2 separate regions of the Homo sapiens genome follow, and region 1 is linked to region 2. The links are chromatin loops, found by intact Hi-C in ENCODE. Cell type or tissue: GM12878. All regions are shown on one strand.

Region 1 (8,000 bases), 74 kb after region 2:
GAGAAGCCTGTCTGCCAAGATGCAGGGGATGGAGGGGAGTTTTATAGGGTCATGCTGGAAAGGCTACTGCAGATAGGTTCATGCTGCTGGGGCTGTTTGGAAGGAGGTATTTGGGAACAGGATGTTTGTGGTTAGCCATTTCTTACAACAATAGCTTGTTAGCCACTTCTTAGAACAATGGCTCTCTTCTACCCTCATTCCTGTTCCTGCCAGCGAGGGCCTCTTTCTTGTTTCTATCAACTTATCAAGACTCCACACCCCAGACACCCACCCCTGTCCTCCTACAATGGCCCAAACACACCCGTCACCCTCCACTAGAATCATTGAGCAAGTGCTCATTTCCTTCACTGAATCATAAGCTCCTTGAGGCAAGAGACATGCTTTCAATAATTATGTCTTTCCAGCTCCTGAGACAGTACCTGGTACATTGTAGAAGTTTATTAAATGAGTAAATGTTCCAAGAACATAAGCTAATAATATTAACACAAAAGTTCTGCTCTCTTTTGGATTAAATTGGCTTTAATGAGCCAACCACTTATAGTATTGTTTCTTGGGGGCAGCATATTTCTGTTTGTGAGCAGCTGATTTATAAATGAACTATTGAGGACAATGTGTTCATAGGTTGGAGTCTGCCTATTGAAAATTGCAGTCCAAAGCCAAAAATATATTAACCTTTGTATTATGTGTTCTTTTGCAATATTAGCAACCATGGCCCTCATTCATGGTAATCACATGAAACCACATCAATAGTTACAGTCTCAGAGAGCATACCTGTCATTAGTGACTGCTGGGTGGCATTCTCCAGGCTAGATGCTTTACATTCTTTGACTCATTTGCCATCTCCCACTTTTAGGTAGATGCTACCTCTACTGTGCAGTAGAGAAAACTAAGACAAGAAGCTATGTGATCTGGCTAGGTTCCTAAACCCTTCTCATGCCTCAGTTTCCTAATGTGTAGAATGGGGATTAAAATGTTACCTACTTTATAGCTGCTGTGCTGATGAAAGAGTTACTCTTTGTAAAGCTTAGAAGAGTGCCTCAAGCATGCTAAATCCTCAATAAATATTAGTGGTCACGTCCTACATCCACCCAGGGTTCGCTCCTAAACCCAGCTCACAAAGCCCACGCTGTTTCTAGCAGATGATTAACATGTGCCCTGAAAGCCACAAACTGCTACAAATACACCCAAGAGCCCACCACTCAGCCCTCCTTCCACCCTGCTTGCCCCAGGCACTCACTTGTTTCAGTGAGATTTTGAGGTGGGAGTAGGAGGGCTGGTGGAGGGAAGGTCAAACGTCAGGGCTAAAAAAGATGTGGAAGGGGCAGCAGGCGAGTTGCAGTGCTTAGACCCCTTGAAACTAGCTCTGGCTCCGAGGATGCCTGGATGAAGAGCATCTTCATGGCCCTCTCAGACAAGAGGTGCCTAGTACCTCTTTGCAGCCAACCTTGTGGGTCTTTTGAAAGCATGCTCCCAGCATCCTCCTAGGCACATAGTAAGGGCTCAGTGAGCATTTCTGAATCTGTGTCTTTTGCCCATCTCTGTGGTAGAAAACAATGACTTCAAGAGTGAGCTTCAACTATGATTCCACCTGACTACTGGGCTCTACCCCAAGGAAATGGTTTCTCACAGGAGTGGGCAAATTATAAAACTGGTCTTTCCCCAGCAATTCCATTGCCGGGTATATGCCCAAAGGATTATAAATCATTCTACTATAAAGACACATGCACACATATGTTTATTGCAGCACTATTTACAATAGCAAAGACTTGGAACCAACCTAAATGCCCATCAATGATAGACTGGATAAAGAAAATGTGGCACTTACACACCATGGAATACTATGCAGCCATAAAAAAAATGAGTTCATGTCCTTTGCAGGGACATGGATAAAGCTGGAAGCCATCATTCTCAACAAACTAGTGAGAAACTAACACAGGAACAGAAAACCAAACACCACGTGTTCTCATTCATAAGTAGGAATTAAGCAATGAGAACACATGGACACAGGGAGGGGAACATCACACACCAGCACCTGTCGGGAGTGGGGGGCTAGGGGAGGGAGAGCATTAGGAAAAATACCTAATGCATGCGGGGCTTAAAACCTAGATGGGGAATTGATAGGTGGAGCAAACCACCGTGGTACGTGTATACCTATGTAACAAACCTGCACGTTCTACACATGTATCCCAGAACTTAAAATAAAATAAATAAATAAAAATTTAAAAACTAGGTCTTTCTTAAGGCCTTCCCTGCTTGCATGGCATATATTGCCAAAGAATTTTCTGTTCCTTCAGACACTCAGAAAAAGTAAACCTAATTTATTCTACTTCAAGCTCTCTCAGAGACTTAGAGAAGAGCCTTAGTTTCATTGCAAATTATTGATGCAGCCAGATAATTTATAACATTTCTAAGTTTTTAATTAATACCCATTTTGACTACTGTGTTTAGCAATAAAGTTGTTTTTATTGCCATAGTTGATAGTCTATCATAATCTGTCCACTATTAAAGGAAATACTCTCTCTGAAGGCCCCTTGCCATTTGGAAAATTCATAGTAATTTCAAGTTAGATGTGAGTTTGGGAGAGGCCGAGTCCCAGTGGTTTTAGTTCCTGAAGCTCCTCTTCTCCATTCCCAGCCCAGAGAGCTTGTCTTCCAACCTCTATACCACATAGGGTTTTTCCTGGCAAATTCATTCTTAAAGCATACTAGCTATTAATGTGACTTATCCTGTGTATCTGTTAGTTGCAAGTAGAATGTAATGATGTTCTCTAAATGAGGGATACAAGTCAGTTTCATTGCTTTTCAGTCTCACCGCCTACTTTTCATTTATTCATTCATCAGATAGATTCTAAATACTACATAGCACTTACTGGAATAGAGTACAGGAAAATCAGAACAGCTCTGCATAAACATAATCTCTGATCTTTTTGTTGGTACTAAGGTTAGTGTCCAACCACCTAGTCTATCTCAGGAGTCCTTAGCATCTGCCAGACTGCCTATAGCTAAGGCCTAGAGGCCCTCAGAATAGAAAAGATCAGTAGCTCTGTTTTGTTATCTCAAAGTCTCTAGAAACTGCCACCCTCAATCACCTTGTAAGCCCCTTGTTCAACTTGGATTCTACCTGTTACCAAAATCCTGCTCCTGTCCTCATTTCTTTGAATTAACTAAAGCCTCTGTTGTATCATCTACCTGGCTTTTAAAAGTTACTATATCCTCTGCATTTAAAATAATACCTAGTATATAACAACAATTAGCTTAATCGTTATTGAATAGTTACTAGTTAATCTTTGAATAGAGCTAACAGATTTAGCAAATAAGAATACAGGACACCGAGTTAAATGTGAATTTCAGGTAAATTGTGAATATGATTTTAGTATAAGTATGTCCCAAAATGTCATGGAAACCCTACCTTGTGAGACGTTGGAGATATGCTGAAACAGCCCTACTCTCAGAGTCTAGTGAGGGAGGCAGACACTTCGTTCTTAAAAAATAGGATGGTAAATACAACAGAGGAATTTCCTCTTTTGCTCCTTTCAAGGCTAAATATAGTCTTAATCTTTTACAAGAAGACTTGCTCCCCTCACTTTTAATCATTTCTGAACCTTCTGCTGTGAGTTATGGAAGAGAACACACGGTGGTCAGAAGCCCTCCTACTGGTGTATAACGCAGCCTGACCACATCCATTCCACATATTGCTCTTTAGCGTCCAGTGACAGGCTCTTTATTTTAAAAAAGCAGCACTGCATTATGTATGCATGCAGTATGTGGTCAGGTAGAACTGCATGATTTTTCTTGAGCATGCATTTGACAAAGCCTGTTCCTGTCCCTTCTAGTTCTAGTGCAGTGTGGTTTTACATCCTGTAAGAATTATTTTGTATGCTTCCTAATTTAACTTCATCCTTTTAATATCTTCTTTTGTCAGGCCAGACTTACTGTTTTGATGTTTAATTCTATTTCTCAAGTAGCCATCCATCCAATCCAATTTGATGCCTACAGCAGGTTTAAAGAGCAGGTTTTTTCATCCTGTCACTTAAGTTATTAAAGAAAACAAGACCCTTCCCTGTGTGTTTAATAAGTTGCCCCACACTCCCAACAACTGGTCATGTCTATCCTTTCACTAAGTATCTCACCTGCCTAGTGATGGAGCCTCTTATTTGAAAGAGAAACGTTTTATTTTACAGCATTCTTTGCTGTAGGTTAGAAACATTTTCCATTTGTTAATTAGCTCCTGCCTTGGAATTTCAAGAATTTTGAAGTAGGCTACCTTCTCTGTAATCCATTGACAAAGAGAACATGAGATGCACATTTCAGACCATGAAAAGGATTCAGTGGCCTGGTCTCATGATAGAATTATCATGGAGTTCAATAAGACCATTTGTGAGTAACTTCCCACTAGGTAGGTGAGGAAGTATCCCAATTAGTGAGTCTGTTTCCCTCTAATTTGCATGTTTAAACTATATTAAGGCTGGTGCAAAAGTAATCGCGGTTTTTGCCATTCGGTTTTGTCATTAAAAAATAATTACTTTTAATGGCAAAAACCACAATTACTTTTGCACCAACCAAACAGGTGTGAAATTGACTCATCGAGAATATTTCCCCAAATATCTGTTACAAATCAAAGGCAAGCTATTATACCAGTAATACTATTTCTTCAGCCCATTTGCTTACTCTAGAAAAAGTGTCTGCTCCAAGCCTGGGATGAAACAGGACTTCTGATTTTAAGTGGAAAAAATAAATGTTAATATGTTTTTCCGACATAAACTCGAAGTTGTTCTTCTGAAAATTCAGCTGGGTGTGGTGGCTCATGCCTATAATCCCAGCACTTTGGGAGGTTGAGGTGAGAAGATCACTTGAGCCCAGGAGTTTGAGACCAGGCTGGGCAACAAGACAAATATCTGTCTTTACAAAAAAATTAAAAATTAGCTGGGCATGGTGGAAAGCACCTGTAGTCCCAGCTACTTGGGAGGCTGAGGTGGGAAGATCGCTTGAGCCCAGGTTAAGGCTTCAGTGAGCTGTGATTGTGCCACTGCACTCCAGCCTGGGCAACAGAGCAAGACCCTATCTCAAAAACAAAAACAATACAAAAAAAAAAAAAAGAAATAAAAAGAAAAGAAAAGAAAATGTACATCAGGCTAGTGGGGCTAGACTCAGAGAGGAAGATGCTTACGAGTGGTATATTGTTAAAGACAAGGGTTTCCAGGGAATGACCAGTCTAAGTTCAGGCCACCAGATGAGTATCTGATCTAAAATTTGGAAGAGGATCTAAAGAAAGTTTACTCTTCTCTGTCCTTCCATCTTTTTATATGTTAATAGAATTTATATGTTGTATGGTGTGATATATTAATATTTAACATATTTATAATATTTAATTGTCTCTTCATACTAGACTGTAAACTCAATGAAGGCAAGAATTTGTCTGTTTTGTTCACTAATGGATCTGCAGTAATTAAAATAGGGTCTCGTACATATAGGTGCTCACATATTAATAGATGAATTAATTAACCAACTAGTCAATGAATGAATGAATAAGAAGACAGTTATGTAATTCATATAGTGTCCACAGCATAAGGCAGTACTTTTCACTCTTTATTAGCCATGTGAATTTGAGAACAGTGAAAGATAGTTTCATGACCAATGGTTGAGGGGGAAGGAAGAGAGGGTAATGTAGATAAGAAATATTTGACATTTAGAATCCCAGATAGAATTTTCTCACCTTGTGGTTTCTATGCCTGTCACACCATCTAAATCGGGCAGGTATTTCAGAAGAGAACTGAGTAAGTGAGGTCTCCAACTGTGCTGCTATGTGGCTTGTCGGATCTTAAATTATAAAGTTCTTTCAGGACCTATTTGGCAATGACTTCTTCAAAGCCCCTGATTATTCCTCGGCTCCTGTGTGAGACAGGCACAGGAGTCCCCTCCTTGTATGCATGTGTTAAGCCTGCCCTGTTCTTTGAATGGTGAGGCATCGGCTTCCCAGTCAGCCAAGTGTTTGCTGAGAACTTTCTATTTTCATAGGAAAATATCGCTTCTGTAACAAAAAGTAACCAACCCTAAAATAACTATGTCCCCTTGCCACTTTTAGAGGGGAAAAGATATAATGATAACAAAGAAAGCTTATATAAAGAAATTATTAAAAGTAATGACAGTTTCTAGGATATTCCTGGAATAAGTACATAGTAAACATAATGTCCTAAACCATGTATGGTCTTTTGTGTCTTAATTTCTGTATATCATTTACCTCCCTGTATCATGACACATAGCAGATGCTCACTGAATATGTTTGAATGACTATAGTTTAGAATGATTTTCATCAAAAGGGTTGAAAGTAAGTTTTTTGGCTTAACCCTTAGTCAACTGGAAAAATTGAACTTCATTTTTCTACCAACATGGTTATTGATATTTCACTTTTGTAGCAGTCACCTTATAATAATTATGTTTGCATTATAATTGGAGGTCCATTAAGGACAACTGAAGTACACTGGCATCCCATTAGTCCTAAAAGCCTGAGACATGGAAATGTCTGCCGTATCTTGCTGTCGACTGTTCAGGGCAGCTCCTGGTGCAGAGTAGGTACTCAATACATGTGTGGAGACTAAATTAAAAACAAAAGAGATGGAGACAGAAGCAGACAATGGCTGTTTGGTCTTCGATAGGTAATGAATTTCCCAGGCCTCTGTTTCCTCCTCTGTACAGGCAGAAAGTTGCTCAACTGGCATTTCTCAAACTGTTTCATAGCCTATGAGTGTTCTGGGAAACATAATGGCTATTCTTGAGAAAAAGAAATCCATGGGAAAATAAGTTTGGGGAAATGCTGTGTCAGGGTTACATAAGTTTCTTTACCAAAGGATTGTTCGAGTCCTCTCCTGTGATGGTCCGTTGTGAACCCCGAGGGGCATGCAGTGTGCGTGGTGGGATCGCCAGGCTGCATCCCAATACTAACATTCCATAAACCGGAGTGTCCCTCGCATAGGGCTGACTTTATTGACCAAAGGAAGAAGCTCTGCTGGGCTGTAAGTGGGTCACAATGTGACAGTAAGTACACATGCTGGCATTTCCGTGCCTCAATTTGGAACTGACAGATCTGATTGATTGCCAGGAGGGCAGAGACACACCTGTCCCCCTGCCTTGCCTGTCACTGGATCCTCACTCACCCTGGCCTCCGCCTGGCGGAGGTCTTTGACATTTCCGCCCCACCCCAGCTTCATGACTCTGAAGATGCTGATACCGTATTAGAACCTCAGGTGATTGTGCTAATAACTGGAGAACCCTAAATTCATTGGGAATCTTGCATGTGGAAATCTTGGTAGTCTTCTTTATCTTCTTTATCTCCTCCAAAATTTTATGAGCTGCTGAAGCTCCTGGTACAACTTCAGAATCCCAGTTTCCATGGTGAATCCATCTGTCTTCTTTACTTGAAAGCTTCTTTAAAGGCCATTTCTCTTTGCTAGCACCCACAGCTTTTATAAAATATCTGGAACAATCCCTTGTACCCTCCCAAGTTGGTCTGTGAGGTAGAGTGCAGTGGACAGTAATAACACCTCTTTGTAACAATCTTGTGTAAGAATAGGTTGAAGGAGCTCAACGAAGGCCACCTGTCACACACAGGATGACTTAAGGATAAAACTCAAATGCCTCTGTCCTTATGCCTCTGTTTCACTTCATCTCCATGTTATCATAATCATCTCTAACTCTGTCACATTTTTGGTGCCAAAGAAATATTCATATGCATTGTCAAGTCCTAAGTCTGACAGGCTCTTGCGGGATTTCAGATCTGATATATTTTGTGAAGGAAAAATGGAGAAAGTGCCAGGAAAGATGTCCTTGACTGGCATTAGGACACATTAACTCCTTATTCACCAGAGATGCTAGGCTTGCCCTAGATCTGAGGAATGTTAATGCTCAACTGTGTGTTGCATGATAATGTATCAACAGCTAAATAGTGCACTTTGAATGGAGTTTTTCATATAATAAATATATCCACATGTGCGATTCAATTCATTC
Region 2 (8,000 bases):
GGACCTCGAGGGGAAAGAAGCCCGTGCTCCACTGCCCTATTCTCCAGGTGCACACCACATTCCTGCTCACACCAAACTTCTGGTGGATGCCTTTCCATGTTTTTCTAGCTCAAGCGTTTGCTGTCAGATGTCTTCTGAGGTCATCATCTTTGACTCTTCCTGAAATAATATGTACTCGTTTTTCTTCATTCATCCCATAGGAAAGGAAGTTTGCTGGCAAAGGAACAGAATATTCCCTTTGAGGTAAAATTCATAGTGAATATTTAAGGCACCTCAGCATTCTCTTTATAGAAAAGTGAACACAAAATTCCATTTTCCCTATAGGATCTGGGAAAGACATATAAATGATCAGACAGTCTAGCCTGGAATTAAGGGACATTAGGAAGATTTGGCCATGAATACATCTGACTTTTATGTAACATGTTATTAGCAATGTTATTAATGGACAAATTTAGCATATATGATCCCATTTTGATTCCTATTAAAATGTTGAGAAATACTTGTACATGTAAGTAAATTGAGGATCAGAGGTCACATGATTTTCCCAAAGTCACATAGCTAAGGAGTGGCAGAGCTGGGTGTAGACATTTACATCTAGCTCCGTTTGTGTCCAGTGTGCTTTTTGCCTCAATACATGGAGTATAAGAGTACAACTAGACTAATGGGATCCAAATGTAGCAATGTCAATGGGGATAAATTCATAGACAAGAGGACAAGTCACACTATAGAAATGTGCAGACCCTGCTACTTGAGTTTTAAAACTACGTGTTAAGAAATGGTCCAGCATCTGGGGTGGAGCTGGAGGTGTGGAGGCTGGTTAGCCCAGACTGTGACTGGCTATTTCAGTGTAACATTTTTCTGTGATTAGCAAAAATAGAAGGAAGAAAGGAAGGAAAGGAGAGAGGGAAAGAAAGATAAAGGGGGGAGAAAGCTTTCTTGTATCTTTCTATACTTATAATTCCTGTTATCACACACACACACACACACACACAAACACACACACACACACACAAACACACACACACCCTCTCTTTTCAGTTAGGAACTCAGAACCTATCTCCTCAAACTGTGAGGAAAGAACATGTTTCTTTGAATTACAAAGGCCATAACTACCTACAGAAACAGCTGTCTAGGTCCTCATTGCATGGAAGGGATTTTCGAGGAAATAGTCATCTTCTGAATTAAAAGCTTTTCTAAAATCAACCATCATGGCAGTGGCACCGTATCCCTGCAGCCCCATTGATCAGACATCTGTTGGAGGTGCAGAGAAATGTCAAAACACTGAGGGGAATTTAAAATAGCTGACCTACAAAAACAGCTCTTAAACCTTAGTGGGACAGTAACATGAAAATTTAACTGCTTTATTTGAAACACAAGCAACCAAATATTTTATGAACTCAACTAGCTAAGGGAGAGGAGTTTTGAGATCTTACATAAAATGAGATAAATTAAACTCAATTAAGTTAAAAAAAAGTATAAGAAAGAAAAAGTAGGAATAAAATTCAACAATAAGAACACTGATCTTCAAATTCATCATTGCTGCATCAGTGTTTCCTCACATGTGGCTGTGAATTTCAACTGTAGTATTTGAGTTAATTCAGAAGGGATGAGTATTTTTTTGTTTAAATAATCATCTATTTTTATAGTTATCTTCTACTTTTGGGAAGTGGCACAACTTACATTTATAGTAATGATACGAATTTTTTGATACATATATTCTTAAAGATTATTTCAAAAATTAGTATAGGTGGTATACAGATGTGGCAAAATTGTTACAGTACTACTTGAATGAATGAAATTTGGGAAACATTTCCACAGGGCAAAGTGTTCTTCTCCCCCACCCCAGCCCCAAAATCATGGTGTTTGAGGTTGACCCACCTTCCCTTCCTTTTCCCTCCTCACCTCTCTGCATTCAGCCTCCATGCCCAATAATTGCAACTAACTATTCTCCAGCACCTCTTGTGCTTTTATGCCTTAAGCCCTGTCTTATGCTTTTCTCTTGACCTTGGATTCTTGAACTTGTCTTTTGACACACAGTTCAAAAACCAAGAGAAACCATATTTTGGTCACCTCTGCCCAGTGCAGTGATTTATCTAAATAAATTTAAATAAATATTATTCCCCCTTTCTGTGCCTTTGTTTCTTCATCTGTAAAATGGGGATTATAATAGCACCTACCTCAAACTGTAAAGTTTTAATTTTGTTAAAACTAAAATTATAATTCATGTAAAATTCTTAGCACAATATCTGACATGTAGCAAGTGCTACTCTCGTGTTCACTATCATTTTACTTGAACACATTTTAAACCAATGATAATACAAATGAAATTAGATTCTAGAAAACAGGAAAATGGAAAAATTGACCATACTTAACTACACAAAGACACACACAAACTAGTTGGGTTTTGGCCTTAGTCACTAACAGGAAGAAACTAGAAAACAGTATATAGATTTTTGATGTGCCTAGTTATAAATTTGAAATGAGCAAGCTTTTTTCCTTCATTCTAAAATGACTTTTTGCACAGGGATTTTTAAAAGGTGAGTCTTAATTAATAATAAAATACTGACAAAGTCTACAGCATAGCACAGCAGCCCATGCTGGGCCTATCACTCAGAAATCAGGCAATTAGAAACCCCTCAGTTTTGATATAGCACATTGTGGGTTCTCAGTAACCATTAAATTACAACCAAAACACATTAAGCAATAATCACAGTTTATGAAACCTTATAGTGTGTCCTTGTGCTATTTGATCTACTTGGGTGTTGTTTCACTGTAATAAACCACCATGTTGTGGTTGATCTTAAAGAATTGCCAATTTTCCCTTTATGTCTTCCTTATTCTGCAGCAGATAGATTAGCTCATAACCATTAAAAAAAATTCCTTCTGCAAGGGAAAGTGGTTTAATGTCAAAAGACATGCCCATAGTCATGGTTAGTCATAGTTGAACATAAAGGGGATGGCGGTGAAATGGTAGGTGAGGGGAGTGGTGAATGGTCTTAACAACAGACAACTGAATAGCGTTTCACAGTTTACATCAGAGGTTCTCAAAGTGTGGCCCCTGGACCAACAGCATTAGCATCACCGGGGAACCTACTAGAAGTACAGATTCTCAGCTTCTACACCAGAAGCTCTAGGGATGAGGCCCAGTAATCTGAGTTTTGACCTATAAAACATAAGGGCCGCTGATCACAGACATTTCCTTTTCACAAGGAGAAGTATCTGCTTAATAGATATTTAAGGCTGCCACTCTGTCATTGTTCTCTGTTCTCATTTTATTTTCCAGCCATTAATTTTATAATAAAACTGAATCTTTATCCTTTCATAAAGTGGAGGACAGAGCCAGTAGCCCAGTAAGAAAAAGTTAAAGCCTGCCCTACTCACTCCAGAAGATTCTTAATTACCTGATATCTTCATGTAGTTGCTCAAGACATTCCCTGACACGAGGCCGATTGGGTTTATGCATTTGGCGAATATTTTCCCGAGCCCCTACTAAGGGCTGGGCACTATTCTAGGTGCTGGGGAAACAGTATTGAACAAGACCAACAAGTTCCCTTCCTCAAGGAGCCTGTGTCTTGGTGAGTGGGGCCAGACAACAAACATATAAACAAATCAATACATATGATCATTTCAGATAGTGCCATATACGCTTAAGGTGGTAAGACAGGGTGCAGTGGCTGTCAGACTCTTAAGGCCAGTCTCAAAGGGGCTTTTGATAGATTTATCATTTTAAATAAGTTGCTAGTTAAATTTCTTCAGAGTATGTTCAGCAGCTGTCATAAGAAATTTCACTAGCAACTTATGTAAGAACTTTCCAAATTATGTCCACAAGTCCTCTGCCTAAATTGTATACAGATTCTGTGTTGAGGCTACAGGCCCACTTTGAGGCCACAGGAGAAATATGAGTAGTATTTTATCTCCCATTTTTTTCTCGCTGCTAGATTTTAGAGAATGGGTATGGATTTATATAATCTGTCACATCAGGCTATGAACATTACAATATTTATGCTTGATTTTTCCAAAAAATCAAGAAGCATTAACCTTCATTGTTTAATAAGAACTGCATTTAGTGAGTTACCTACTCTAGCCTACTGTTCTAAGTGAGCATGGCATCTTTTGGCTTTCTTTCACAGCTGTTACGGAAATTACTTCACTTCCTTGTCTCCAGTTGACCCTGTACCATCGAATGTGACACAACATGGGACCTGGTGAGGGTGTATAGGAAAGGTCATAAACTGGCAGTCAACAGACTACTTTTGGGCCATCGACATGTTCTATACGGCCTAAAAGGTATATTTAAAGATTAAATTGGTTTCTAAAATTTAAAAATTCAGATTCCCATAGAACTCCAGATTCTGGATTTCCTGAAAAATCAGAAGATGGGCAACACTGCGTTCACATTCTGCGGGGCCGCCTTTGGTTGGAATACATGCTGTCCAGTTCATCTCAGCCCCCTGCAAGTGTCCCACCTCTTTCATTAATTATCTACCTAGCCCCTGCAGACACTGGAGTTTGCAACTCCTAGAACACGGATGAGTTCGAAAAAGAGTCATTCCCTGCTTAAAATCTAAAATGGATACCTTAGAAATGGGTAGATTTAGGATTAAGGGATTGGGCATTTATGGAGCTGACACAGCCTTTTGATTGCTCCTGCAGTTTACCTTGGAGTCTCTAGGGGGCAGCTGCGAATTCTGAGCACTGCCTTGGAAATGCAAGCACACGGAGCAATTACAGTTCTGTGTTGCACGGAATCTCCAGATGTACCCTGGAAGTGTAGAAGGCAAAAGGCACTACTTGTCTGAAGGGGGTTTTCTGTTTGTCAGACAATGAAATACAGAAATATCGACTTTTAATGCATTTAAAGGTTTTAGGCACATGAGGAGTGTGCATTTGTCTTTTTTCTTGGCAGAGTAACAAATAATCCTAACTGAAGGAACACCCGGAATGGCTTCACAGGCATGAGCTTTACAGAGAATTGGAGTGATCCAAGGGCATTTACCTAGCAAAGAAAGGAAGGCTTCAACAGAGAAAAAGCTCAGCTAGAGGACTAGGAGAATGAAGGAAAGGGGCTGGGTAAATGAAACATGTGAATATAGGAAAAACTGAAATTAGAAATGAAGGCAGGGCCAGAATGTTGCATCTTAAATGTAAGAATGGAAAACTGACAGCAATTAAAAACAGAGTGATATAGTCTAAAAGTGTAGAGAGAAAGCTTGATGATTTTAAGTCATGCTATACTGATTAAACTGTGGAGAGAGAGGAGGAAAAGCAGAGTCAAGAAAAGATGAGGTTGAAGTTGTCAAAGCAGAAGAGCCGTACTCAAGAGGCTTTGAACAGTCTGGCTAGAAGCGAAGGGAAGTTAATAATGACAATAATTACACGTGTATCTTTATATTGTGCAAGTGCTAAATAAGGATGCAAAGGAAGTGCTTAGTCTCTTTTTGGCGATTTTAGATCCCTTCATCCCACCCCAGAAGTTAGAAACACTTCATCTCAGAATGGAATTTCCTAATATTCATAGAACAACATTGACCATATAGCATTTTTCTACTCCACAAAGCTCTAGTGAACCTCTTCTTCTCTGATCCCCAGTGGTGTTTCTGCTTTTCATGTGAAAGCAGATTCTCAAAGTCCACGAGAAGGAGGCATTGCTTTTGCTGCCTGTATCCAGAGTTAGCACTTTTATCAATCAGTTAGCTTCAGTTCAATTCAACAAACCTAAACTGAAGGGCTCTTCTATGAAGGACTCTGTGCTGGGTGCTAAGAGGAAAATATAAAGGTAAATAGACACCCTGTTCTCAAGAAATGTACCCTTTTAACAGAGGGGTTAAGAAAATCACACAGGTATGATGCAGGGAAGAATATGATGTGGTAGGCAGCCGCTAAGATGACCCCCAAAGATTGTACTTCGTGTTATTCATGCCTGTGTGTGGTCCTCTCCCCCAGTTATGGGCTAAATTTAGCAACTTGATTATTTGGAAGAGAATAGTGAAGTGATGAGATGTCAGTTTTGAGATGTGCACATGAAAGGACTAGCTTCTGTATTGGGGCCCTCTCTCTTGCATCCCTTGCTCTAAGGGAAGCCAGCCACCTCGCTGTGAGCAACCCTGCCCAAGTGACAAGGAACTGATGTCCCTGAGTAGCAACAGATGAGGACTGGGGCCTGCCCGCTGCCATACAGCCCTGTATACAGCCCTGAGCCACAGGACCCAGCTAAAGCGTGTCTGGAAGCTGACCGACAGAAACTGTGGGATAATCAATATTTGTGCTTTATACCACTAAGTTTTATAACTTTTTACACAGCAATAGATAACTAATAAATGATAAGACAAAGGGGCTTATAAAAAGAAATTACATATCTGGTTAAGGGAATCAGGAAGGGTTTTGAGAAGAACATGATTTTATTGATAGGCTTTAAATGATAGGGAAGGTTTTAGAGGTGAGTAATATTGGAAGTGAGGATGATATTTCAGGCAGAGGGAGTAACAGGTGAAGTACAATATTTGTTTATTGAATAAGAGTTTTTTTTTAAAAAAATTGTCTAGGTGATAGGTACAAATAAGGGGGTAGAGAGACATCTTTAAGTAAAGATTGAGCTTAAAGAGCATTAGAAGCAAAGATAGTTTGAATTAACTCAAGAAGCAATCGGAAGCCATGAAATGTTTGTGAGTGGGAGAGTGATGTGATTATGACTTCTCTTCAAAAAATTCATCCAGCAGCTGTGATGGGGTGTAGGAACTTAGGTGCCTGCAGGAATGCCGCAGTCATCTTGGGCCTGAATGAATGTGGACAATCATGGAGCAGAGGTGGCTGCGAGAGTGATGGCAGAGGTGGAATAAATCTGTAACCTACTGGGAAAGATGAGACAATGACCACTGAAGAATTGAACTTCAGGAAATGGGACATTTATGGGACACTGGGACATCAAAACAAGGAACAAAATTAGTGACGGGGAAGCAGTTTCATGGGTTCAATTTTAGGATTTCTAATTCTGAGTTACTGTTGAGTCAGGAGGGAAGTAGAAATGTCAATTTGTGGTTCTGGTGTGAAGATACCACTAAGAATGCAGACTGAGGGATGTTCTCCACGGAGGGGATAATTGAAGGCTAGTGAGAAGATGAGTTTCTAACGAGAACAGAAGGAGAGGGAAGAGGACCAAGGACATGGGCTACAGGACATGCCTCTGGGTGGGTACAGGGTAAGAGGAGAGAGTGGAATCAGCAAAGGAAAGGGAGAAGTAGTCACCACCCAAGAGGTTGGTAGAGCCAGGACAGCCTGACAGCAAGGTGAAGGCAGGGGACTTTAAGGAGGAGAGGAGGGGATGAAGCCTGACTTCTCGGTGGTTCTCATTCATGCATCATTGGGAAGAAATGCTTCACAAGACCCCACCCCATCAAAAACAGACCATGCCAGGCAATCACAGAACAATGTAGCTCTGTTCTTTTACTCATTGTTTAAAACTCAGGCATTAGGGTTTTTCTTGACAATTTAAGGAATAGATGGACACAAATATTTTTACCCAAATATAAATTCTTATTGTTCTTCAGTGATGGATCTGTGCTCTTCAAAATCTATGTTTTTATTCTCCAGCTGAATTATTGGCCGCTTAAAAGACTCTTCTTAAGTGTAAGATCCTAAAGAAGGAAAATACCTTAAACCGTGGTCTTAAATGTATTCCATCTAATTATGAGGATCTCTTTTTCAGAATCTGAGGAATCCTGTTTCGTTTTCATTTCTCTTTTATGTAACGATATTTTGTTATTTGTGTCTGATGTCAAAAGTATAGCAGTCGTTCATTAAGGAAAAGTTAATTAGAGAAGAGCATGAAGAAAATAAAATCCACCCCAAATTCAACCACCCAGAGATAATTTGTTTATATTTTGATTTATATCATTTTAGTCCTTTTATCTTTATATTATAAATGTGTGGGTTGGCTTTTTAGCTTTTTTTTTTTTTAGATGGAGTTTTGCTCTTGTTGCCCAGGCTGGAGTGCAATGGCACAA

Evidence for each region. Peaks named below come from ENCODE experiments on the same cell type or tissue, not always from the same donor. Only the 100,000 strongest peaks of a DNase experiment are listed, where the experiment ranks them.
Region 1: a loop joins it to region 2, with 4 times the contacts of the local background. A loop is called at or near these places in 2 of 110 quality-filtered maps.

The regions. Positions count from the first base shown.
Region 1 is chr12:13,584,440-13,592,439 of GRCh38, reverse strand. All of the region lies in intron 10 of GRIN2B (glutamate ionotropic receptor NMDA type subunit 2B), which reads left to right. The region is part of intron 1 of LOC105369668 (a long non-coding RNA gene); the gene reads right to left. Among named protein-coding and RNA genes, the nearest start is that of LINC01559, 210 kb to the right of the region's middle. In GM12878, no CTCF peak of the experiment used is centred here; DNase peaks (open chromatin) are centred at 189 and 3,719.
Region 2 is chr12:13,658,160-13,666,159 of GRCh38, reverse strand. The region is part of intron 5 of GRIN2B (glutamate ionotropic receptor NMDA type subunit 2B); the gene reads left to right. Among named protein-coding and RNA genes, the nearest start is that of LINC01559, 290 kb to the right of the region's middle. In GM12878, a CTCF peak has its summit at 4,678 (motif pointing right); a DNase peak (open chromatin) is centred at 4,789.